Linked DNA regions of Homo sapiens: regions 1, 2, 3 and 5 are each linked to region 4. The links are chromatin loops, found by intact Hi-C in ENCODE. Cell type or tissue: mammary epithelial cell. All regions are shown on one strand. Each heading gives the region's core, and the rest is flanking DNA. Links, peaks and the distances in the headings are about the cores only.

Region 1 (4,000 bases), core at 1-4,000, 120 kb before region 4:
CTCCCACAGTGCTGGGATTCCAGGTGTGAGCCATTGCGCCTGGCCTCCTGAAGTGCTGGGATTCCAGGTGTGAGCCATTGCGCCCTGCCTCCTGAAGTGCTGGGATTCCAGGTGTGAGCCATTGCGCCTGGCCTCCTGAAGTGCTGGGATTCCAGGTGTGAGCCATTGCGCCCTGCCTCCGGAAGTGCTGGGATTCCAGGTGTGAGCCATTGCGCCCGGCCTCCCGAAGTGCTGGGATTACAGGCGTGAACCACTGCTCCCGGCCTCCCGAAGTGCTGGGATTCCAGGTGTGAGCCATTGCGCCCGGCCTCCCGAAGTGCTGGGATTACAGGCGTGAACCACTGCTCCCGGCCTCCCGAAGTGCTAGAGTTACAGGCATGAGCCCCGTCACCTGGCCCCTTTTCAGGTGATTATTAGGCATTTGTATATCTTCCCTTGTGAAGCGTCCAAAATCTTTTGTCAGTTTTTTTTTGGGGTTGCTTGTCTTTTTGAGTCATAGAACTTCTTTATGTATTCTGAGTACAAGTTCTTTTCCAGATACATGTTTTTGTTTGTTTTGTTGTTTTTCTAAAATAATTTTAAGGAGATAATTTACATACTTAAATTTCACCTTTTTAAACTGTACAATTCTTTCGTTTTTAGTATATTCACATAGTTGTGCAACTAATTCTGGAACATTTTCCTCACTCCCCATTCTTCTTTCTCCCACCCGGGCAGCCACCAGTCTACTTAGATAGAGGTTTTACAAATTTTTTTTTTCCCATGGAAAAAAAATGGGCTCAGCTGCTTATTTCCAAAAATGTTTTATTATGAACAGACATTTTTAATTTTGATAAAGTCTAACATCAATTCTTTCTTGAGTGGTTTTTGCTTTCTATGACCTAAGAAACCTTTACCTACTCCTAAGTGGGAAGAGATTCTCTTGTTTTCTTCTATAGGCTTTATGGTTTTAGTTTTATGTGTAGGTCTATGATCCATCTTGCATAAAAGTTTGCCTGTGATTTGAGGTAGAGGTTGGGGTTCATTTTGTTTTTTCCTAATGGAAGTCCATGTGATCTAGTTCCATTTACTGAAAAGACTTTTGATTTTCTCCTCCACTTTTCAAAATGTATATATATGTATTTGGGCTGCAATGGCTAGGTTACTGTCACCACTTTGGCTGGGAAACGTTACTCAAATTCTGTTTGACTTGTGCTTATCGGTTACTGCCTTACTCAAGAAAAGGAGAGTAAAGTGTGGTTAAACATTACCTCTAAGGAATGTAAGCGCCGTGAGTACTACCCTCATGAAGACAAAAGGAAATGGGGGATGGAAGGTTTACCACAGCAGCCTGTGTCGCATGTCATCATGTAAAATAGGACTTGGAGGTATCGTGTTAGAAAAAGTACTCCCCCTCTCAAATTTTGACCAAAAGATGGGCCATCTCAACAAAACACTAATGTGTTACCTTTTGTGTGCTCTCTGTTTTCAAGTGCTCTGTGCTTTGCTACTGTTGTTCTCTCTTCCCCTCAATCCTCCTCCAGCCTCTATTTTCATTCTCACATAACAGTCAAGCTGTTCTTCAAGGCCAGGCTCAATGATCCTACTCGGCCTGTGCTTTCCCTGGCATCTCTGCACTGGAATTTAGTTCCCTTCCTGGCCTGTGAACACCCATAGCACTTTCTGGCATGTCCTACCATGTGTTCGAGGTATTTGTGAAGGTGTCTCATCTCTCTCAACTAAGCCACAGATTCTTTGAAAGCAGAGAGTTTGTCATTGTGTGTTCCTCACTGTGCCTAGAATGGGACTGGCCCGGCAAGGGCCCTTTTCATCATTGTTTAGTCAGCCCTTGGGCATTTTAGCATCTTTCTGTGTGGAAGCCGAGGAGAGGTAAACGTTGGAGGGCAATTCGTTTCCCTGATGGTTTGGCCACTGGCCACAAAGTTAGGTTGCATCATGTAGAAGACAGTCTTACAGAGGACTTAGTGTTCTCTTTTTTCAAGGATGATTTAAATTATTAGTCACTATCTGTGACTCTGCCGAGAGTCTAGGTATGCATTTAAAAGGAGCTCTCTAGGACACTGAGAACTGAAATGAGGTTTTGGACACATTCTGGAATCATGGAATCGTAGTAAGAGTTCCGTTTCTGGTGGTTCTGTTTGTTTAATTTCATCACAAAACCCAATTTAAAGTGATCTTTTCATTGTGCAGTATCTGTGTCTGTTATCCCCTCTGAGAACAATTGAAAATTTGATTGCACTCTCAGTAATAGTTTTACAAAAGCTGACTTATATCGTACTTCTGTCTGACAGCAAGAAATTAAGCATATAAATGTGAGCCAAGTCGCTTGACATATAGATGCTCCCTACTTAAGAAAAGGACAAATTTTCTTCCTACACTTGAAATACATTTAAAATTATAAATAATCTGACACTCAGAAGAGCTGTCAAGCCTGCAAGTTATAGTTAATAAATTAATGTTTTGACAATCATCATGCAGATTTTTTCAGCATTGCCCAGAGACAAATTAAATCAACTAATTAAGTGTTCAGGTGTGAGTGTTTTCTTCTTCTTCTTCTTCTTCTTCTTCTTCTTCTTCTTCTTCTTCTTCTTCTTCTTCTTCTTCTTCTTCCTTCTTCCTTCTTCCTTCTTCCTTCTTCTTCCTTCTTCTTCCTTCTTCTTTCTTCTTCTTCTTCTTCGCATTTAAAGGTTAAAAAACCCAATTGCTTAAGACTCCTTGAGTGGGTGGCTGGGTCCTAATGGAAGCCATGTAGCCTGGGGCTTTTCATAGACCTCCTTAAGAAACCTTCCTCAGAGCAAGTTCATTATTTCTTAAAACGTATTCCTCATTGGTTTCTTTGTAACATATAAATTCACCTTTGCATTTAAAATGAGCATTTTCCCATTGCACTGCTAGCCAACCCTGTCGTGCTTAAGAGATGTCCATGTAACTTGCTCTCAGGTTCTTGGCCACTAGAACAGCTCTAAAATGGACACCAACTGTTCTTTATATGCAGTCATTTTATGACCCTCCTTTTCTAGACCAAAAAATCTCAGCAATAAGTGAAAAGCCTCTATCTCCTCATCCAATCAGAATCACGAAGACAGTGGATCGCAAGGATCCAGCCGTGAACATCATGTTAGAAAGGCCCTGTAATGGCAAGTAAGTGGCAAAGACACTTTCTGATTTCATTCTAGTCAGTCACCTTTGATGTTATTAGATTTTGAATTCTTTCAGTTCCCATAAGACAGACAGAAATTCTTCCTTTGAGCAAGATCTTGCCAAACTCCAAGATGGCTGAGTAAATAGCATGTTTACAAGATGGGCATTGAGTGTGTTGCATTTTAAGGAGCTTTTCCGTATTCAATAACATTTAGCTGTTTTTTTAATGTGGAAAGCATCACATCAGTACATGTGGGTTGTAGTGATATTTACTGCACGATTTGCTTTAAGAATGCTGTTGTTTAAGGGACAGATAGTCCCACATGTTGAGGGTTGGTTCCGTGAAAAGGGGAAGCAACGCATGGTGTTAGGTTGTTCAGTTTTGTTCATTGTGAGAAAGAGAAATCAAGATGAGCCTTTGGCTATCAAACCATGAGGGTAAATTAACAGTTTAGTCTTGCTTACAGATGATCTTGAATGCTTTCATCATTTTTATTTGTTCTCAGTTCCCTGGATGAAAGTGTGGGAACAGAGGAAGGATCAGAGAAAAGAGAGGCCCCTCTTCTCTCCCTAGCCGAAGATTCTCAACAGAAAGAAGGCCGAGCTCCCCTCTTTGTCCCACCGGGTATGCAGCACAGCATCGGTGACTACTGTAGTCGTTTTGAGCAGTACCTTCGGATCATATCTCATGAGGCTGTAGGCTCCTTCAACCCGTGGCTGATAGCTGAAAGGTCAGTAAAATGTTACGGTCCTCTGTTTAGGAACCAAATTGCAAAATTTTAGACTTAGAAAAAGCTGGAGAAAGCATTAGCCAAGGTCTTATCCCATATGCTTTTGGGCCCTGGAGTTTCAGTGGTTG
Region 2 (5,947 bases), core at 931-4,930, 94 kb before region 4:
CCAATAACTCTTCCCCTCTGTGTACGGAGGGGAGCAGAAATCCACTTCCCCAAGTGGAGCCTCACTGCATCTTAGGCTCAGAAGGCTTTTGTTAAGTATTACTTTCTACAGCTTGAAATAGAATGTCAAGAAATAGAACTCTGAAAATCATGGTTGTTCTTACTTCCCAAGTATGAAATATTGCAATGTCGAAACATTGGAAAGCACACAGCCTGCAGCAGCCCCAACAGGAAAGCACTACGGGAGGACCAGCAGCCTCTTCCTCCCTGGGAGGCGGGGAGGGATCAATCTGGGAGACCCCCCAGCCCCTTCTGTGCAGTTTCCTGCAGAGGATGCTCTCACGTCCTCATGCCGGGAGGAGTGCCCATCACAGGTGGCCGAAAAGTCCCTCGCTCACACACCCCTAAACAAAGGCAGCTGCACCCTTCTGAAGGTTTCTGGAACCCTTAACTTTGGCTGGGGTCTCGGGGTGAGCTCTGGGGGGATTGCTGGGTAGGTGTGATGACACAGCCCCTGCTGTTGAAGTCATTTGGAATTCATGATGCAATCCCTCATGAGAATTGTCCAACCCTCAGAAGTCTATTGCACTCTCTATGCCCTTGGAATATGGTTATGTGGATACAGGGTCCTGCCTCCCAAGATAGGACCCTTCAATCTTTGTCTCCCACACCTGGAAGCTGGGGCATGCATGTCCCAGGCTTGGCTAATCATGCTTGGCTGGAATGAGTGATTCAAAACTGATGTTTCTTTATAACCCACTCATTCAGGGGCTGGTGTGTACAGCGAAGAGAGTGGCCATCAGACTAAAGTCCTTCTGCTAAAAGGTGACTGCTGTGCTTTCTAGAAAGTTCTTGGCCTTCTCCAGCAGCCTCAGTTCCCATCTGCTTTTCTTTTTTTTCGTTTTTGAGACAGAGTCTTGCTCTGTTGTCCAGGCTGGAGTGCAGTGGCGTGATCTCTGCTCACTGCAACCTCTGCCGCCCAGGTTCAAGCGATTGTCTGGCCTCAGTCTCCCGAGTAGCTGGGGCTAAAGGCATGCACCATCACACCCAGCTAATTTTTGTATTTTATTTTATTTTATTTTTTAGTAAAGATGGGGTTTCACCATGTTGGCCAGGCTGGTCTCGAACTCCTGACCTTAAGTGATCTGCTCAGCTCGGGCTCCCAAAGTTCTGGGATTACAGGCATGAGCCACTGTGTCCAGCCCCATCTGCTTTTCAAGCCTATCCCTGCAGGCTCCTCTGATTCTCTGAGATCCCGATAGCCTGCCAATAAACTCCCTTTCTGCTTCAGAGAGACTGAATCTGTGTCTGTTACTTAGAAAGGGAAGCAACCGGTGTTGCATACACATTGCCTGGACCTTCTATGACATCTGCAAGCAACTGCGATCTGTGTACCTGCTACATGCTGCTGCTTCTCTTGACAGCGATGCGTGGAAGGGAATGCTTCTCAGGGCGACACAGAGAGAGAGGAAAGACTTACCGACACAAGCCAGGGACAGCCGCCTACATCTCCATGGGAGAGTGGGAGGAGAGAGCCTTGAGTTAAGAGCCTGGACTGTCTTTCAGTCCCAGTTGTGCCACCAAATGCCCTGTTTTTGACTGCCCCCCACCCCCATTACCCAGTGCTGAGCTTCCCCATCAGTACAGTGAGGTGCCGGGGTTGGATCCCGTGGATTCGGGAGGGCCTTCCTCCGCCGCCAGGTTCCAAGTCCAGGAAGTCCTTCCAGCTATTCTGCTTCCTCATCTGCACAGAGGAAGCCCCCACCAGCTGAGACTCCCTCCCCAGGTGCTCTGAACCTGAAAACAAAGAGCAGTTGTGTGCCCCTCCCTGTCCATCACTTTCCCTACCCGTCACACCTCTCTCCCTCTCTCCCCCTTATAAGCTGCATGACTGAAGGTCAGGGCTTCCCAGGAATACTTACCTTTTTGCCTTTGCCTTCCTGCCTTTAGAAACTGATTTACATAAAACAACCAGAAGGGATTTCTGGAACTGCGTCTTCATTCACCAGTGGCCCTTCTGGGCCAAGATGTTTCTCTGATGGACTGTGTCCTTCAGCCGGTAATTTAATCGGCATCTGCTTGGTGCAACGTCTCCCACTGTGGTTTACCAGGAATGGCTCGAAAAGGGATGTTTCCGTCTTTGTGAAAGGCTGCGATGCCTGGAGTCCCCAGAGTGTCCTTTCACTCGGCGTGTAATCTAGTATATCTTTAATAAGTGGAGTCAATTCACTTTCAAAACCCTTGTAAAATTCAGCCTTTTAGTCATTCTGACCAGAAGCATTCAAATTGCAATATGAATAGATAGCCCCAGCAGCCCCGGGAGATCTGCCTGGGATACTAGGTTGGCAGCCACAGAGGAGGGAGGCATTGATAGCCTCGGGAGGCCCTGCCCAGGCAAAGGCAGCTGCCTCTGGGCCCTGGAGAATCCTGCCAACTCAGCTCCTCCCTCACCCCCTCTACTTGTCAGGGCACCTCGCACAGGGATTAGGAAAACCATAGGATCGCAGCCAAGCCCCAAAGGCTCAGGGACACCGGTGAGTCTAGCAGGCTCACTGTATAGACAAGGAGGGGCTTGCTTTGGTGAATTGCGTGAGGTTGCACCAGCACTTAGTGGCAGAACCTCAGCCTCTTGGTTTTCTGTGTCTGGTTTTTGTCTTATTTTTTCCTGTCTTCTTCTTCTCTTGTGGCGAAGGCAGGAGTGTGGACATTAGAGGGACTGGGTTTGAATACCTGCTCTACCACTTATTAGCTGTGTGACCTAAATACTTGCTCTTCCACTTATTAGCTGTGAGGCCTTTCTAAGCCTGTTTCCTTATCTGTAAAATGGGAATGGTTCTAAGAATCCCTCCCTCCTAATGTTGCTATAAGGATTCAAAGAGGAAACACGTGAAAAGCACTTAAAACACTTCCAGGCACATAATAGTCACTCAGCAAATATCTATTCCTGTTGTTCTTCTGGTTGTTATTTTTCTTTTCTTTTCTTTTCTTTTTTTTTTTTTTTGAGACGGAGTCTCGCTCTGTCGACCAGGCTGGAGTGCAGTGGCGTGATCTTGGCTCACTGCGAGCTCCGCCTCCCGGGTTCACACCATTCTCCTGCCTCAGCCTCTGGAGTAGCTGGGACTACAGGCGCCTGCCACCGCGCCCGGCTAATTTTTTTGTATTTTTAATAGAGACGGGGTTTCACCATGTTAGCCAGGATGATCTCGATCTCCTGACCTCATGATCCGCCTGCCTCGCTCTCCCAAAGTGCTGGGATTACAGGTGTGAGCCACCACGCCCGGCCGGTTGTTATTTTTCTTAGCGTGCTGCTGCTGTACAGCAGGAGAGAAGTAGAGGCAACAGGAAGAGCTTCCCAGCTGGTAGAGTTAAAGAACTGGAATGGCCTCCTAATAAGTGAAGGGGTTTCTCCCCTACAAGCTTTAAGCCATCAGAGATCTGAAGGTTTTCACAAAGTCCGGAATCGGGGAGAAGGAGGGAAGAACAGAATGACTCTTTTTTTTTTTTTTTTTTTTTTTTTTGAGACATAGCCTTGATCTGTCACCCAGGCTGGAGTGCAATGGCGCCATCTTGGCTCACTGCAACCTCCGCCTCCGGGGTTCAAGCGATTCTCCTGCCTCAGCCTCCCAAGTAGCTGGGATTACAAGCGCTCGCCACCACGCCCGGCTAATTTTTGTATTTTTAGTAGAGACGGGGTTTCACCATGTTGGCCATGATGGTCTCGATCTCCTGACCTCGTGATCTGCCTGCTTGACCTACCAAAGTGCTGGGATTACAGGCGTGAGCCACCATGCCTCGCCCAAAATGACCTTTTCTTAGAGGCTTGCTCCCCACAACAACTGTCTTAGCTTTTATTCAGCAGCTGCCTGTGCTCCCAGCAGTGTGGGGTCCTCTCTTAGGAGTCAGCAACGGTACACTTTCAGGTCTGGGTCAATGGCACAGATTCCGTCTCTGCAGGGTGGGCTGTAGTAGGAGTTTTCATCATATGAATGTGTGATAGTGGGGTGGAGGTTGGGGGGCACCAACACTTATTTCTGTTGTTGCACAGGATGCCTTTCCATGCCGACAGCTCACACAACCCACTCTTCTCCCCTGCCTTCTGGGAGGGTTGTGGTGGGCACCACTGCACTTAAACTGGAGGAGAGAGATGAAATTTCTTTTTTTTTTTTTTAATTTTTTTTGAGACAGAGTCTCGCTCTGTTGCCTAGGCTGGAGTGCAGTGGCGTGATCTCAGCTCACTGCAACCTCTCCCTCCCGGGTTCAAGTGATTCTCCTGCCTCAGCCTCCTGAGTAGCTGGGATTACAGGCGCCCACCACCATGCCCAGCTAATTTTTGTATTTTTAGTCACCATGTTGGGCAGGCTGGTCTTGAACTCCTGACCTTAGGTGTTTTGCCCATCTCAGCCTCCCAAAGTGCTGGGATTACAGGCGTGAGCTACTGCACCCGGCCGAGAGATGAAATTTCTATCCCAGGGCAGAGGTTCCTGCTCAGTGAGACTGCAGCCACCCTGCTGGCTCTGCAGGAGACTCTGAGGAGAGGCAGTGGGCCCTGGAGTGTTCTGGCCAGGGGAGCCCTAGGTAGATTGCAAGACACTTGCTTTTTTTTTTTTTTTTTTTTTTTTTTTGGAGGAGTTTTACTCTTGTCGCCCAGGCTGGAGTGCAATGGTGCAGTCTTGGTTCACTGCAACCTCTGCCTCCTGGGTTCAAGCAATTCTCCTGCCTCAACCTCCTCAGTAGCTTGGATTACAGGTGCCTACCATCCATGCCCTGCTAATTTTTTTAATTTTTTTTTTTATTGTTAGTAGAGGTGGAGTTTCACCATGTTGGCTAGGCTGGTCTTGAACTCCTGACCTCAGGTGATTCGCCCGCTGCCTCAGCCTCCCAGAGTGCTGGGATTACAGGCACGAGCCACCATGCTCGGCCTCAAGACTCTTGGTTTCTAAAACTAGTGCTCACTTTTCCTGCTCTGGGCTTGGGGTTTACCATCCTTCAAATGAAGGGACCAGCAGAACAGCCTCTCGAGAGGGCAGTTTGGCGATGAGTTATTTAGGGAGGCGGAATGTGGAATTCCCTATGGCCCGACAATTCCAACGCTGTGTGAGAGCCCCAGAGAGGTTCTCACATGGGAACACAAGAAGTGCACGGGCTGTTTGCTGCAGCACCGTTTGTAACAGCGAGGAACTATGAGACCTAATTGGTCCTTTAGAGGAGATTAGAAAAATAAAATGAGGTATATCACACAACCAAATAGTATGCAGCAGTCAAAAGGAACAAGCCAAATCTACAAATACTAATGTGGATTCATCTCAAAAAACAATACTAAAGGGGAAAGTAAGAAGCAGAATATGCTGTCCCCATGGTGACATTCCGTAATGTTTGAAATACATACATACGAGTATGTAACACTCATGCATACATACAGATGGGGAAAAGCTTTAGAAAGCAGATTGGGAGGCCAGGTGTGGTGGCTCACGCCTGTAATCCCAAAACTGTGGGAGGCCAAGGCGGGCAGATCACCTGAGGTCAGGAGTTCGAGACCGGCCTGGTCAACATGGTGAAACACATCTCTACTAAAAATAGAAAAATTAGCTGGGCGTGGTGGCCAGCGCCTATAATCCCAGGTACTCGGGAGGCTGAAGCAGGAGAATCACTTGAACCTGGGAGGCGGAGGTTACAGTGAGCCGAGATCTCGCTACTGTACTCCAGAATGAGACTCCATCTCAAAAAAAAAAAAAGAAAAGAAAGAAAAGAAAAAAAATGAAAGTAGTTTGGGAAATGTGCAAATTCAAAGTAGACCCCTGGAGGAGAGGAATAGAATGGGGTTTGGGGACTAATGATAGACTGTGCCCAGACTGGGGGGAGATGCCATGTGGGGTAGCACTGTACCACCAGTCCTATGATAGCCTACCATGTGCACCTTAGGTTAAAACAAAGTCAAGATGGTTTGGATC
Region 3 (5,947 bases), core at 1,074-5,073, 79 kb before region 4:
GTGTGTGAGTGTGTGTGTGCACTGGGACGCCTTGAGCACAGGTCACCTGCCAGGGCACTGTCATCGCAACGGCAGTGAACATTTGCTGCTTGTTCTATGTATTAGGCAGAGTGCTAAGCTCTTTACTGTACCGTGATCCTGGGAGGGAGGAAATGCGACTCTCCCACTTTTAAAACATCTAGAAACAGATACTCAGAGAAATAGCAGCCTCAAGGTGGCTTAGAGGGTCTGGGCAGAGCCTGGACTCACAGCCAGGTCTATTGGACTCGAAGGACTCTCTCTGTCACTGCCCTGATAGGTCACCCCCTTACCAAATGGGGGTGCCAGTCTCAGTCCCTCTGCCTTAGCCTGTGGGTCCTTTGGTCCCTGGGCTGAGAGTCTGTGGGAATTTGTTCCAGTGACAGGTGGAAAAACTGCCCTGCTCTGAGCATCAATGCCTTGTGCTGTTCTAACATTTTGGTTTTTTTCTGCTGCAATTTCACGCTTGGCCCTTTCCCTCGAGGCAACACAGATTCCCCGTGTCTGTAGATCCAGTGCCTGGGCTCCTGCCCCCCACACTCAGCAGTCATCCCAAGGAGTCTGGTTACCTCTCCCTTCTCAGCTCAGCTCTCCCAGGCTCCTCTGCATTTTGTAAATGTCCCTTCTCTCCTTTTTTTTTTTTTTTTTTTTTGAGATGGAGTCTCGGTCTGTCTCCCAGGCTGGAGGGCATGGCTTGATCTCGGCTCACTGCAACCTCCGCCTCCTGGGCTGAGGCGATTCTCCTGCCTCAGCCTCCCAAGTAACTGGGACTACAGATACATACCACCACATCCAGCTAATTTTTGTATTTTTAGTAGAGACGAAGGTTTCATCATGTTGGCCAGGCTGGTTTTGAACTCCTGACCTCAAATGATCTGCCTGCCTCAGCCTCCCAAAGTGATGGGATTACAGGTGTGAGGCACTGCGCCTGGTCTCCCTTCTCTTCTTGATGCTCATAAGCCTACTGAATCAAAAACAACACACAGTAATGTGTGTATGAGAATCACATATTCCTCATTGGCAACATCTGTGAAGAATAGATTGGTGAGCTTCAGAACAGAGGGAGCCCTTGGAGATCAGGAACCCATCTCTTTCTTCACAGCTGGGGAAACTGAGGCCCAAGGAGAACATAGAGAGCGGGGTGGCTGTTCAGTACCACCTGCCTCGGATGGGCAGACTGATGGGCAGGAATGATCAGGCCTTCACTCTGGCGGGGTGGGGCGGCGGGGGGTGACACAGGAACAAAGGGCTGCTGAAGGCCAGGAGTGGAGGCTGTGGCACCCGGCCTGTGAATGAGGGGTCTGCACCATGACCTGTGAGATGTTCCCTTTAAAATCTGGCCAGTAGATCACCCACGGAGAGAAAAGGCAGAGCTTTGGGCCCCAGGGCTGCCATGGTACCTGACTTTAGGTCATCACGTGTGGTCTAGTGAATAATACCCCTGGAGTTGTGCAGTGCACAGCCTGAGCAGCAGGTCATGGCTGTGCCAGATTTGTGGCATGGCTTGTGTCGGACAAGAGCTAAAAGGAGGCAGTGAAAGGACTCTTACACTGCCAGGAGAATCCAGGTACAAGAGAAATTGTTATCGGGGCCCAGAGAGGATGAGATAGATCTTCAGAAGGTGAATCCAGATGGGTTATTACCAGTTCTCAATCTCTAGGGGAGATTTCAGTTACACAGAAAGGCATCATTTATGGTGGCCCCAGTCTAACCAGCAACAGGGAGGTGGGGGCAGGGGTGGGGAGGATTCAGAAGCTCTGAGTAGGAGGGACAATTTACAGTACAGAGCTCCCCACGGAGCAGAGAGGCCAGTGAGTGGCTTGAGACAGACAGTGAAGGCTGGGTTTCTCTGGGAGATGGGCCCTAAAGGCTGGCACAGTTTGTATAGAAAGGTGGCCAGGGGCTCGGTGCGGTGGTTCGTGCCTGTAATCCCAGCACTTTGGGACGCCGAGGCGGGCAGATCACGAGGTCAGGAGATCGAGACCATCCTGGCTAACACGGTGAAACCCCGTCTCTACTAAAAATACAAAAACAAAATTAGCCAGGCGTGATGGTGGGCGCCTGTAGTCCCAGCTTCTTGAGAGGCTGAGGCGAGAGAATGGCATGAACCCAGGAGTCAGAGCTTGCAGTGAGCCGAGATCGTGCCGTTGCACTCCAGCCTGGGCTACAGAGCGAGACTCCGTCTCAAAAAAAAAAAAAAAAAAAAAAGAAAAAGAAAGGTGGCCAGGGGCCGGCTTCCAGGTGGGGGTAGTGGCTTGAACAAAGGCTAGGAGGATGGAAAGGAAGAGGCACATGTGTAAGTGTGGGAGGACTGCTATGGGTAGGGGTGGAAGGTGGGTAGGAAGTGCCCAAAAGTAAAGAAACCTGGCTGGAGCGGAAGAATGCAGAGGGCTAAAAGGAACTCCAAAGAGCATGAAGACAGGAGTGCCGGGGTAAGACTTGGCACTGTGTTTCGACAGATCCCTCTGGCTGGGACGCCAGGGCTCCTGGGAAGCTGGAGAGAGGCCAGCCTGGTGGAGCTGCCTTTGTTGGGAAGGGTTGATTCTGACTCCTGCCAGCCACACTGCCCCTCCCTTCCTGTCTACCTCCCTGTGCCCCTCCCTCTGCACCCCAACAGGCTGCCCCTCTCTCCCACTGAGAGAATGAGGGTAGGGGGTGGGGGCCAGGTCCCCAGGTTAGGCAGGAGCAGAGTGAACAGCCTAGAGGGTCTTGGCACCTCTCAGGCTGGGGCAGGAATATCTGCAGAGACAGAGCCGAGGCCACAGGGTTGGGCCTCCCAGGCTGGAGGAACCAGTTTATTCTCCTCTCAGGTGTTAGCCTCTGCTCTGAGGGGTGTAGCTGGCAGGCTTCCATGTGGCAAACCTAGTAATTTGAGTCAGTAAAGTACTGATCCTACGGTGTTAGGATGGGAGGGAACATTTCGATACTCATGTTCCAAGTCCTCGTTAACAATGGGTCGCTGAGGGCCCGTGAGAGGTAGGTATTTGGCCAACGTCACAGAAGAAGGTGACGGCAGAGCCTGGGTTTCCAGAGTTTGGACCTTGCTCTGCTGAGTCAGCCTCCTTTGGGGTCCTCCTGGAGTGGGGCGTGTGCTCTCACATCCTCCCAAAGCGAGACTTCTCCTGGGCCCCTTACTCTGTGGCTCCCAGGGGCAGTGACTAGTGGCTGGATCACTCAGAGGAGGAAACATCTGGAAGCTTGGAAAGGGGACTAGCGCAGATTAAAAAAAAAAAAATTTTTTTAATACTTTTTTTTTCATAACGATGGGGGTCTCATTACGTTGCCCAGGCTGGTCTCAAACTCTGGGCCTCAAGTAATCCTTCCTGCTTTGGCTTCCCAAAGTACTGGAATTACAGGCATGAGCCATCATACCTGGACAACGCTGGGATTCTTAAATCTTTGGGGAGGTGCCAGAGGATTTGAGGCATGACTCTGAGAAACTCCCAGCCCTAGGGCACCGATTACTCTACTGTGTATCTTGGGACGGGCATTGCATCCTGCAAGGAGATGGTAAACTCACTTTCTTTGGTCCCCAATGGGAAGGTTATGGTCAAATATGGTCAAATCAGACACCAGTGTCCAGACTCCAGGCTTTTCTTTTTTTTTTTTGAGATGGAGTCTCGCTCTGTCGCCGAAGCTGGAGTGCAGTGGCGCGATCTCAGCTCAGCTCACGGCAAGCTCCACCTCCCGGGTTCACGCCATTCTCCCGCCTCAGCCTCCTGAGTAGCTGGGACTACAGGTGACTGCCACCATGCCCGGCTAATTTTTTGTATTTTTAGTAGACACGGGGTTTCACCGTGTTAGCCAGGATGGTCTCAATCTCCTGACCTCGTGATCCGCCTGCCTTGGCCTCCCAAAGTGCTGGGATTACAGGTGTGAGCCACCGTGCCTGGCCAGACTCCAGGCTTTTCAAAAGCTTTCCCGCAGTCTGGGGTGTGCTGGAACTTGGATGGCCTCACGTTCCTATGCAAATACGCCGACCTCTGTGAAATCACCTATCCCAGCAGCAGACCTGGCAGGTCCCAGCCTGAGACGTTTGTTGCCGCTCAGTTCTGGCTGTGGTGTCCTTGTTTGAGCCAAGGATGGTGCAGCTCAAACAGAGAGGTTCCACCTCAAGCCTGTGACCCTGGGCCTGGAACCCCTTATCCCCCATTTGAGGCCTCTGTGACTTGACCTGTGTTTGGAAGTCCAGTGTGGCAGGACACAGAATACGAGGACATGGCTGGACAGTGTCCCTGCCCCAGCCACTTGCCTGGGCCATGTCTGGGTCAGATTGGCCAGAAGCTGTGATGTTTTCTCACATACATCTTCATATGTTATGAGACTTCATGGCTGGAGGTGGCCTGGTTCTCCTGTTCTACCTGTTAAGCAGGTTGGGAGACAGAGACCAGACCCTTTCAGTCAAGGGTCCCTCTTTGAGATCCGGCATCCTTTCCCCTTTCAAGGACAGAGTGTGAACTTTCAGAGACCATGGAGGCTTTAGGGACTGGGGACTTCCTGGTAGGACCCAGCTGCCTTCCAGGAATTCTGAGATCCTAGGATCGGGAGTTCGCATGCTGGGACCCATTTGGCTCAGATCCTATAGCAGCTCTCAGCATGCTTTTCTGTCCAATGGCTCAACAGCATCTCTGAGGTAGAGCCAATGTTATTCCCATTTTATGAATGAGACACTGAGGCCCAGTAGGGTTAAATATCTAGGGCTAGAATCACACATAAAGTTAGAGGCAAAGCTGGGATTAGAGCTTATGTCTCTTCTACTGTTGGAGTCAATATTCCTGGGAGCTAACTTGTCTAACGAAGGAGAGCCCTGGCTTTGGCACTGGTTGACCTTGAACTGCCCTCTTTGGGCCTCAGTTTCCTTATCTGTAAAAGTGAAAGGGAAGAGTTTGAGGGTCAGGATGAGCTTCAGGCTCTTTCCAGCTCCAACACTGCTCTCTCCTTTTTGGAGAGAGCCTCCCTGGCTGTGGGTTTTACTGTGTCCTGAAGAGGCCTTGCCCCCTCTCAACTCTGACCTTGCATTGATCCTCCCAGACTTGAGGGTCAGTCATTCCATGGGGAGCTGAGGACGTGGACGTGGAGAGCACGTGCCTCCTGGCAGGCCATCACCAGGTCTGCAGCCAGGAGCCCGGAAGGGGGTGGCCAGGGTCCCCAGGGGAAGGGCTCGGTGTGGGAGGGGGGAGGAGAGAATGCATAACAAATGAGTTTGGAAATCAAATGAGATCTGAGCTCCCCACCCACTCCCTCAAATCTCTCTCCACTCTCTCTCTTTTAAAATTCCTGTTTTCTAAAGAGAAAGAAAATGCTAAATTGCACCCCCTTTTGCAAATGGAATAGGAGGCTTAGTGAGTCACTCCGGAGGTAAATGCCACCTCCAGGGTCCCACGTGTGCCTGTGGAGGCCTGCACAGCTGTGTGGCCACCAGCCCCCACAGGGTGCGTGTGTGGCAAGGGTAGACAGGGGGCAGAAGCCTCCTCTGTCCATGACTCTGGGGTGGGAGCTGGGTCCCAGCACTGGGGCCCCACACAGCCAACCTGCTTCCTCCAGGCTCTCCTAGGGCTGGATTTGTGAGGCTCACACGTTCATGGGGCCACAGCTCAGATTGGGCCAGGCTGGAAGCCTGTGTGGTCACTGTCAGTGCTTGATTTGAGGCTAGAGATGGGGTGCAGAGTGTGGCATGTTGGGGTTCAGTCTGTGGCTGGAGTTGGCACAGTGTGAGTGAATTTGGGGCTCCATGGGGTGTAGTCCGTGTGGCCAGGGCTGGCAAGGGGCTGCGGGGGGTTGCATCTGCCTCTGGAAAGCAGGAGTCTCAGGTTTTGTGAAGCTGCTCTCTCTAGGTGTCCTGGAGAAGCTCTTCTCCAGGGCTGGTGAGCAGGACAGCTTGGAGTGAACCACCTACCAGGGGAAGGTTCCTGGGGGTGTTGGGAGCCTC
Region 4 (4,000 bases), core at 1-4,000:
CCTGCCAGTGTGTAGGATGCTCAGGCGCCCCAGGTGCTCAGCCTGTTTTTGTAAGTAACATTTGATTGGATCCCAGCCATGCATATTTAATCACTGTCCATGGGCGCTTTTATGCTGCAATGGCAGAGTTAACTAGATGCAATGGAGACCACACGGTCCATGTCGTCTGAAATATTGACTCTCTGGCCCTTTGCAGAAAAAGTTTGTTGATTCCTTTTCTAGCCAAATATCAGCCAGGCCTTGGTGGCCAGTGCTGACTGTAGGTGGTGTGCAGCCGGTGGACTCTCAGCCCCGCCCCAGAGATGGAGGGTTGGGCACTTCACGCTCAGAATTCAGGCTGCGCTGCTGTGTGAACACTCCCGCATTCTCGGTCCTTCCCTGACCTGCCCTGCCCTGCGTCCTCCTCCCTCCGCAGCATCCACTCCAGCGTGCTAAAGGATGAGTCTGAGACCCCGGCGGCTGGGGGGCCGCAGCTCCCTGAGGTCAGCCTGGGCCGCTTTGACTTCGATGTGTCCGACTTCTTCCTCTTCGGCTCGCCACTGGGCCTGGTCCTGGCCATGCGGAGGACGGTGCTGCCTGGGCTGGACGGTAGGGATGGTGTGGGCTGGGGCCTGAGGTGCCTGTGCGTCACTAGGGCCACCGTGTCAGGGCCTCAGAATGAGGAGAGTGAAGTCGGGGACAGGGGCAGGGAGGGTCACAGAGTTGGGATAGGTGGAAAGAGAGGAGAGAGGGTGGGGAAGAGGAGGGAGAGAGGAGCAGCTTCCCTCCTGACACAGGGCGAAGGTGAGGCAGCTTCAGATGGATTTCACTCTCCATGTCAAGTGCCCCTGGCTGCTTTGTGGCCTCATTGTCCGGTGGTCACGCCCTATGGGGAAGAGAAGACAGAATATTCAACCTCTTGCCTCCCACCCTCTCCTTCTCCTGTACTGAGGCAGATACGACTGCCAGGTTGGTCTCACCACCCACCCCCGCATATCCCCAAGCCCACCTCAGGTGCCTTTGCTCATGCAATACCTGCAACCTTTTTTTTTTTTTTTTTTTTTGAGATGGAGTCTCACTCTGTCACCCAGGCTGGAGTGCAGTGGCGCGATCTCAGCTCACTGCAACCTCTGCCTCCCGGGTTAAACCAATTTTCCTGCCTCAGCCTCCCGAGTAGCTTGAAGTACAGGCACCCACCATGACGCCCAGCTAATTTTTGTATTTTTGGTAGAGATGGAGTTTCACCATGTTGGCCAGGCTGGTCTCGAACTCCTGACCTCAAGTGATCCACCCGCCTTGGCCTCCCAAATTGCTGGGATTACAGGCGTGAACCACCGTGCCCGGCTAATACCTGCAACCTCGAATGCCTTTTCCTGCTCCTCTAAAATGTACACACCAGGCGATTGGCACCAGCAGGCATGAGGGGTGGGGAGGGTATCTGTGACTCTTAAGGACAGAAGTACAGACCGTCTGAGGCTGCAGGGCACCTTGGGTATCCACAGATCCATGCTTTTGGCCAAAGCTTACTGACAAGCTACAGTATGGAACAGATAAAGTGGGTGGTAGAAATGGAGGCGAGGAGGCAGAACCCCATGGCTGCCCTCAGTGTCGCTAATGAACCCTAGGGCTCCCTGGATGCTGGACGGTCCAGTCCCTGTTCTAGGAGGACAGGGAGGCCCGCCGATGAGGTGGATGCCTCAGTGGAGACACCTGCTGGTCAGCGAGAGAAGTGTTCCACCAGCTCTGGCAAACCTGGAACTCTAGCAGCAGGCCTGGGAACTGAGTGTTTATAGCCTTGAGGCCTGTGGAAGGGGCAGCTGACCTGCCTGAAGGAACCTGGGTTGGCTTCCTAGGTCAGGTGGTAACTGAGTGAAAACTGGAAGAATCTAAAGGAGTTGCCCCGTGGAAATGGGGGAGGGAGGGCCCACAAGGAGAAGGGATGTTTTGAGCAAAGGCTCAGAGAAAGGAAAGCTGCAAGCCTGATTGGGGAAGGGCAGCTGTGCAGCACGGCTGCAGTGCTGGGTGCCTGTCACTGCGCTCCTGGGTGGGGAGACAAACTGAACGTAATGGCTTTGTTCCCGTGGGGAGCAGGGAGCCCGGGGAGGCTCTTGAGAGGGGAGTAGGCTACTCCAGGCTGCATTCCAGGGAGCCTCCTAGGGCCCAGGGAGCAGGTACTAGAAAGTGGCTTCCCTCTGTCTTCCCACTCACCCCAGGCTTCCAGGTGCGTCCTGCCTGCAGCCAGGTCTACAGCTTCTTCCATTGCGCAGACCCCTCTGCCTCACGGCTCGAGCCACTGCTGGAGCCCAAGTTCCACCTGGTGCCGCCTGTCAGCGTGCCTCGCTACCAGAGGTTCCCACTGGGCGATGGGCAGTCCCTCCTCCTCGGTAGGTTCTTGGGGGTGGGAGAGAGTGTGCTGAGCTGGAGGTGGGGCCCCAGCCCATTCAACCCCTCCAAGCTCTCAGTGAGTAGGGTGACTCACCTGAGCAGGGGCTGTGAGAACAGAAGGTTAGCCGACTCCTCTGTCTTCAGAGTCGCCCACCTGTGCTAAGCACCTGCTTGTCTGAGGCATCTTGGGGCTCAGAGGCCCCCAACAGGCTCCCGGACACACTCCTGTGGCCAGGGCTGGTGTAAACTTGAGCTTTCAGAGCTGATGGCGGGTCCAGGGATCCGTGCTCCAATCTATTTTTTTTATGAGTGCCCAGCCTGGACTCTGAAGGGGTAGGGCAGAGAGTGTGCCATCCTGGTGGGCTTCATGGAAGAGGTGGCCTTTGATTAGGGTCCAGAGAGGGGAGGTGCATTTGGGCAGGTGGAGAAGAGCTAGAGGATGAGGGTTGAGATCTTCCAGGCAGGGAGAACAGCAGGAGCGAGGGCAGGTGTTTTGGCGAAGAGCCAGTGGCCTCCAGGGTCAAGTGGGGTGAACCGGGCATGGACCGAGTGTATCGTCGATGGGAGACCTGTAATGGACAGTCAGCAGCTTGGAAATCGGAGCCTTGGCTCCACGCCCTACTTGAGGAAATTTAGCCTAAGCCTGCTCAGAGGTTTGCGTCAGGGATGGGGGAGTTGTGCATGGGGCCGATTCAGGATTAAAAACCATCCCTTCCTCACCCCTAATTCAATGGAGCCTTTATTTCCAAATCCCTGCCTGCCTGGAGCTTCAATAGGTCGGCTAGGCTGGAAACCTCCCTCCCCCATGGATCCCTCTTTGGTCAGGGGACTCCCCTCCCTCCCCTGAGGCTATCCTAGCTCTCAGGCTGGAGTCCCCATTCCCTTCCAGAGGCAGCCTCAATTCTTTGTGGCGCAGGGGAGGAGTTGGATAAGAGAGGATATGGCTATGAGTCACTCCTGGGACCTCAGCTGGTGCTTTTGGGGCAACGTCCCAGAGGCTCCCTCTGCAGCTTTATTGGAGGTAGGGGTGATGGCTGGGACTCCAGCTTGTGTCTGCATAACTCACAGCTGCAAGGAGGTAAATGCGGCAATATGCGGTGGCAGCGGGGTCCCTTCAGGCCCAGGGGACTGGTGGGGTGGGCACAGTGAGAGGGGCAGGTGCCTGCTGGGCTGGCAAGTGAGCAGAGCCGGGGCTGACTCCTCCAAGTGCCCAGCCTCCCTCCCAGCATGGGGCTGGCACTGAGTGGGCAGCTCTGCTGGAGACACGTGACTCAGCCTGACCTTGAAATTCCCCCTCCAGCTGATGCCCTACACACCCACAGCCCCCTCTTCCTGGAGGGCAGCTCCCGGGACAGCCCGCCACTTCTGGATGCCCCTGCCTCGCCCCCTCAGGCCTCGAGGTTCCAGCGCCCAGGACGGAGGATGAGCGAGGGGAGCTCCCACAGCGAGAGCTCGGAGTCCTCGGACAGCATGGCACCCGTGGGTGCCTCCCGCAGTGAGTGAGGTCCTTTTGGGGCCCTGCCTGGATTCGGGGGAGGGGAACCTTCCTCTGGGTGTTTGCTGGGCCACTGCTAGAGCTGCTGAGGGCAGGCCCTGGGATAGGGAGAAGGTGAAGGAAGTCCTGGGGGCTTGCTTC
Region 5 (4,000 bases), core at 1-4,000, 140 kb before region 4:
TTACTCATTACTTGAGCCCAGGAGTTCAAGACCAGCCTGGACAACACAGTGAGACCCTGGCTCTACAAAAAATAAAAAATTAGCCAGGCATGGTATCTAACACTTGTGATCCCAGCTATTCAGGAGGCTAAGGCAGGAGAATCGCTTGAGCCCAGGAGTTTGAGGCTGCAGTGAGCTATGATCATACCTCTGCACTCCAGCCTAGGCAACAGAGCAAGACCCTGTCTCTTAAAAAAAAAAAAAAAAAAAAGAGAAAGAAAAGAAAAAAGAAAAATAATTTAACAATATGGTATGAAATTTTTTTTGTTTAATTAGGAAACAAATTGTGAATAAATAAAAATATATTTTATATATTGTTTATATGTTTAAAGGTGTCAGGCAGAGCCAGGGATTTAAATTCTACACCCTCCACCCCCCGCCCCTACCATGGTTGTTTCAATGAAATTTACACCCTCCCCCAAATTTCTGCCACAGTGCTTTCTACTCAGGTTTTACCGAATGGATGCATGAATAACATGGAGAACTTGGAGCTTCAGTGAGTCAGAGGTTAAACCATAGTTTCTTTGGTATTTGTGTGGCCTTATAATTCTTACTTATCTCTCACAGGGACTCCGCAAAGCTGAAAGAGGTAGACAAAGCCAACCTCACAGTAAAAGCAGAGTGCAGCAGACAACAGTTTCATCCAGATTAAAAATGAACCGGCAGCCTGTGAAAGACCGCAAGGCACCATGGATACCCCCAAACCCCACATCCCCACCAGCGTCTCCTAAATGGTATGTGAAAACTCAAGGGACCGTTTGTGTATGTGATGCTCTTTTTCCTCCATATATCAAAGGTGACCTGTAGCTTATAAGGAGCAAATTAAGTAGTAGCCTTAATTTTTTCCATTAAGCAGAAATCCTTTTTTGGGTGAGTCATACATGAGAAGTCTTTGTCTGGAAGCTTGTTGGTTCCTTCTTCTGCCTGACTGTGGTTGGAACACCCTTCCATGGGCCACCCCAACACCGGGACATGTGTGATTGAATGGAAGATGGGGGGCTTCCCTTCACTTGTCTCTTCTGCCAATAGATTCTAGTAACTTGAGGCCAGGGACTGTGTCTTTTTTATATTCTTTTTTATATTTGAATGTCCAGTGCTAGTCACATAGTAGGCATTCAGTAAATCTTTGCTGAGTAAATAAATATTTTAAAATAATTCTAACTCTAAGTCAAGATAATTATGAACTATAAAACTATATAGATCTCACCAACACTGTCTTAGCTGCAGGGAGCAATTAGGATAATGTTGATGTTACTGTCTTGTCATCCTCACTCATAGCACATTAGAATGAGAAGCTGCCATTTCACAGGGCTAGAGAGAAGAGGAGCAGGGTCCAGTTAGGTGGAAATAATCTTTAGGGGAATCGGTTGAAGATAAAGGGGAGCTCGTTTGCCGTGAGGCAGTAGTTTTTGAAAACACAATGGAAAGGACCAGGAGGTGGAACAGAAAAAGGAAAGAAGTAAAAAGCAGTCATGTCAGGGGAGAAGGGAGAAGATAGGTGACTACAGGGTTCTGTCTTTGGAGCCATCAGAAGTCAGGGTGAGCAGCTTGGTGGAAGAGAAGCCCCCTAAGATTCCGAATGAGTGTGAAGGAATGGCCGTGCTCATCCATCCACTCTCATTTTCAAGTTAAGGAAACAATGTTTAGAGAATTTAATGTCTTATTCATGTAACAGCCAGACCTAAAATCAGGTCTTCTGACTTCATAATGTGCTTTTTTTGTTTTTATTACTCTATTCTGTTTTCTGTATTTTTGTATACAAGTATTAATATGGAGATTTACATTCAGTTGATAAGCTCAGTGGTTGAAGTTTGTATTACAAACCAAATATACAATGGACTGTCTTTTAGAGTGCATGTGTGGTGGGTAGAGGAGGGTGGGTGAGGCTTCTAGGCTCAACAGTGCTGTTAGGCCTTATAAAGATACGGAGTTGCCTTATAATATGGAATGTAATTAGTGATCCAAATCTATGTATTGTGACAGAGTTTTGTTGACACTCACCCAATATTCTGTAATTGATCACTGTTTCTCATTTAAAATGGTGATGGCTTCTTTGAAGCAAAGGAGAATTTCTGCCCTTTGACACTGTGCCTGAGTGCGGGAGGATCTCACTTTTCTTCACATTCAGCTTCTACTGTAGGGCCCCGTGCTACAGATCACCATTAATTTAATGCTGTTGTCATCTCTGAGCTGGCACCTACTTGGATGAGTCATTGGATACGGAGTGAATGATGACAAAGGTATGCTTTTCCATTTATTTCAGTGCTGCATGGCTAAAGGTGAAAACTAGCCCCAGAGATGCCACAAAAGAGCCTCTCCAGCAAGAAGATCCTCAAGAGGAAAGTCACCTGACAGGTGCTGTTGAGCATGAAGCAGCCAGGTTTGTGCTGGTATTTTTCAGATCTTTGAGAATTAAAGAGCTCCTTTTACATAGACTTGGAAGTGAACCCTTTCTTCTCTTTCCTACATTTAAAGTTGGTTATTTAAAATGTAGATTATTTTTAAAAATAGAATAAATACATAAAATGTAGTTTATTAAACGTTTCAGTCAAACTATATAGCTTATAGTGAGCTCTTCTATTTTTTCTTATTCATTCATAAATTATATATGTGTCAATTATATATCACTTGCTAGTTTTGTATGTGACAGTGTTATGAGCTCTATGGAGACTTTAAAAAGGGCAAATAGGCCATAATCCCAGCCCTTGCTTATTTATAGTCAATAGAGAAGTTATGTAATTAACTATAATTTAAGATAGAACACGGTATGTAACCTAGGAACTGAGAGAGTTTAGAAACGGGGGAGGGTTACTTCTGGCTGCAGAGGTCTAGGCTTCATGGATGGAAATTAAACTAGGACCTGAAGAACAGGCAGGATTTCAATATGGGAGATGAGGTGAGAACATTCCATAAGAAGAGAACAGTGAGAACAGGTTTCTCTGTATTCATTTGGCTGAAATTATTCTTACAGTTATGGGAAAACAAAAATGAAAGCGGTCCATTAAATAATTTGACAATATTCATATATCCTAAACCAAAAGAATCAAAGCACTTTTACATACAGCAGAGTTGTTCACAGTTAACTTTTCCCTTTTGTTTTTATTTGACTTCACCATGCCTATATGGCTCCTGGGGGCTCATTGTTTGTCTCAACTTGAAGATATAGCAATGGTTTTGTTTGAGTCTAATAAGAAACCCCAAGTCTGAGTGATAGCTGGTTTTCTTGAGAACGTTTGAGACAGGTTCTCATTGCGTTGTGCATTAATGTTTTTTGACATGGAACACGTTCTAGAGAGCTTTAGGGGTACGGAGAGATTATGTTACCTACTGAGTAGCTTAATAGAGCCTGGATTGGTGCTCTGCTCTGCAGTGGTCCTGATTTCTGGTCTGTTTCTGTGATGATGACACCCTGCAGTGTCGAGGCAGAATTGGTTTGACTCTTTTGACTGTCTGCTAGGCTCGCTTGGCTTGATGCTGAAACTTCCAAAAGATTGAAGGAACTAGAAGAGTTAAAAGCCAAGGAAATTGACAGCATGCAAAAACAGAGGTAAATATTTGCTTCTGAGTTAGGAAAAGGTAAGCAGGCCTATTCTACATCTCTATACATTAATGATAAATAGAGATTATTTAGGTCTAGCTACACTTCTGCCTCCTTAAAAGACTGAAGTCACTTAAGAAGCCAAGGGGGGAGCCAAGACTGGAGCTCAAGGGAGCCCTGACTCTGCCTTGAGGAGAGTTGGGGTGACTCTTGATACTGTTCTCTAGGCTTGATTGGCTTGATGCTGAAACTTCTAGAAGAACAAAGGAACTGAATGAGCTCAAAGCTGAAGAAATGTATAGACTCCAACAATTGAGGTATGTGTTTGCTTCTTAGGAAGAATAGTGGATGTTTGCCTGTTCTAATTGATCTAGATAGTTCTAGCAACCAACCTGGACTGTTAAGGCCTAACTTCATTACATG

What was found. Hi-C counts contacts between places; a loop is a spot of excess contacts. Peaks named below come from ENCODE experiments on the same cell type or tissue, not always from the same donor. Only the 100,000 strongest peaks of a DNase experiment are listed, where the experiment ranks them.
Region 1: a loop joins it to region 4, with 12 times the contacts of the local background. A loop is called at or near these places in 11 of 110 quality-filtered maps.
Region 2: it touches region 4 in a loop (5-fold over the local background); 44 of 110 quality-filtered maps call a loop at or near these places.
Region 3: it touches region 4 in a loop (5-fold over the local background); 39 of 110 quality-filtered maps call a loop at or near these places.
Region 5: it touches region 4 in a loop (8-fold over the local background); 11 of 110 quality-filtered maps call a loop at or near these places.

Annotation. Positions count from the first base shown.
Region 1 is chr17:6,589,651-6,593,650 of GRCh38, reverse strand. It overlaps KIAA0753, which reads left to right. Exons shown (of 19, transcript NM_014804.3): 17 at 3,021-3,141; 18 at 3,648-3,872. Among named protein-coding and RNA genes, the nearest start is that of PITPNM3, 35 kb to the right of the region's middle. In mammary epithelial cell, for the core only: no CTCF peak of the experiment used is centred there; a DNase peak (open chromatin) is centred at 1,870; H3K27ac peaks cover 1,624 bases.
Region 2 is chr17:6,564,182-6,570,128 of GRCh38, reverse strand. No RefSeq gene overlaps it. Among named protein-coding and RNA genes, the nearest start is that of PITPNM3, 11 kb to the right of the region's middle. RefSeq lists an enhancer at 1,942-2,442. In mammary epithelial cell, for the core only: a CTCF peak has its summit at 2,461; a DNase peak (open chromatin) is centred at 2,488; H3K4me3 peaks cover 1,249 bases; H3K27ac peaks cover 1,314 bases.
Region 3 is chr17:6,549,042-6,554,988 of GRCh38, reverse strand. All of the region lies in intron 1 of PITPNM3 (PITPNM family member 3), which reads left to right. Among named protein-coding and RNA genes, the nearest start is that of PITPNM3, 4.5 kb to the left of the region's middle. RefSeq lists enhancers at 1-169, 5,349-5,947. In mammary epithelial cell, for the core only: no CTCF peak of the experiment used is centred there; DNase peaks (open chromatin) are centred at 2,538, 2,838 and 3,428; H3K4me3 peaks cover 199 bases; H3K27ac peaks cover 1,645 bases.
Region 4 is chr17:6,471,020-6,475,019 of GRCh38, reverse strand. It overlaps PITPNM3 (PITPNM family member 3), which reads left to right. Exons shown (of 20, transcript NM_031220.4): 10 at 416-588; 11 at 2,193-2,363; 12 at 3,665-3,859. Among named protein-coding and RNA genes, the nearest start is that of PIMREG, 29 kb to the right of the region's middle. RefSeq lists enhancers at 1-370, 371-963, 3,150-3,673. In mammary epithelial cell, for the core only: CTCF peaks have their summits at 1,697 (motif pointing left) and 3,379; DNase peaks (open chromatin) are centred at 1,679 and 3,269.
Region 5 is chr17:6,606,767-6,610,766 of GRCh38, reverse strand. It overlaps KIAA0753, which reads left to right. Exons shown (of 19, transcript NM_014804.3): 9 at 607-773; 10 at 2,303-2,419; 11 at 3,497-3,586; 12 at 3,805-3,894. Among named protein-coding and RNA genes, the nearest start is that of KIAA0753, 32 kb to the left of the region's middle. In mammary epithelial cell, for the core only: no CTCF peak of the experiment used is centred there; a DNase peak (open chromatin) is centred at 2,266; H3K27ac peaks cover 460 bases.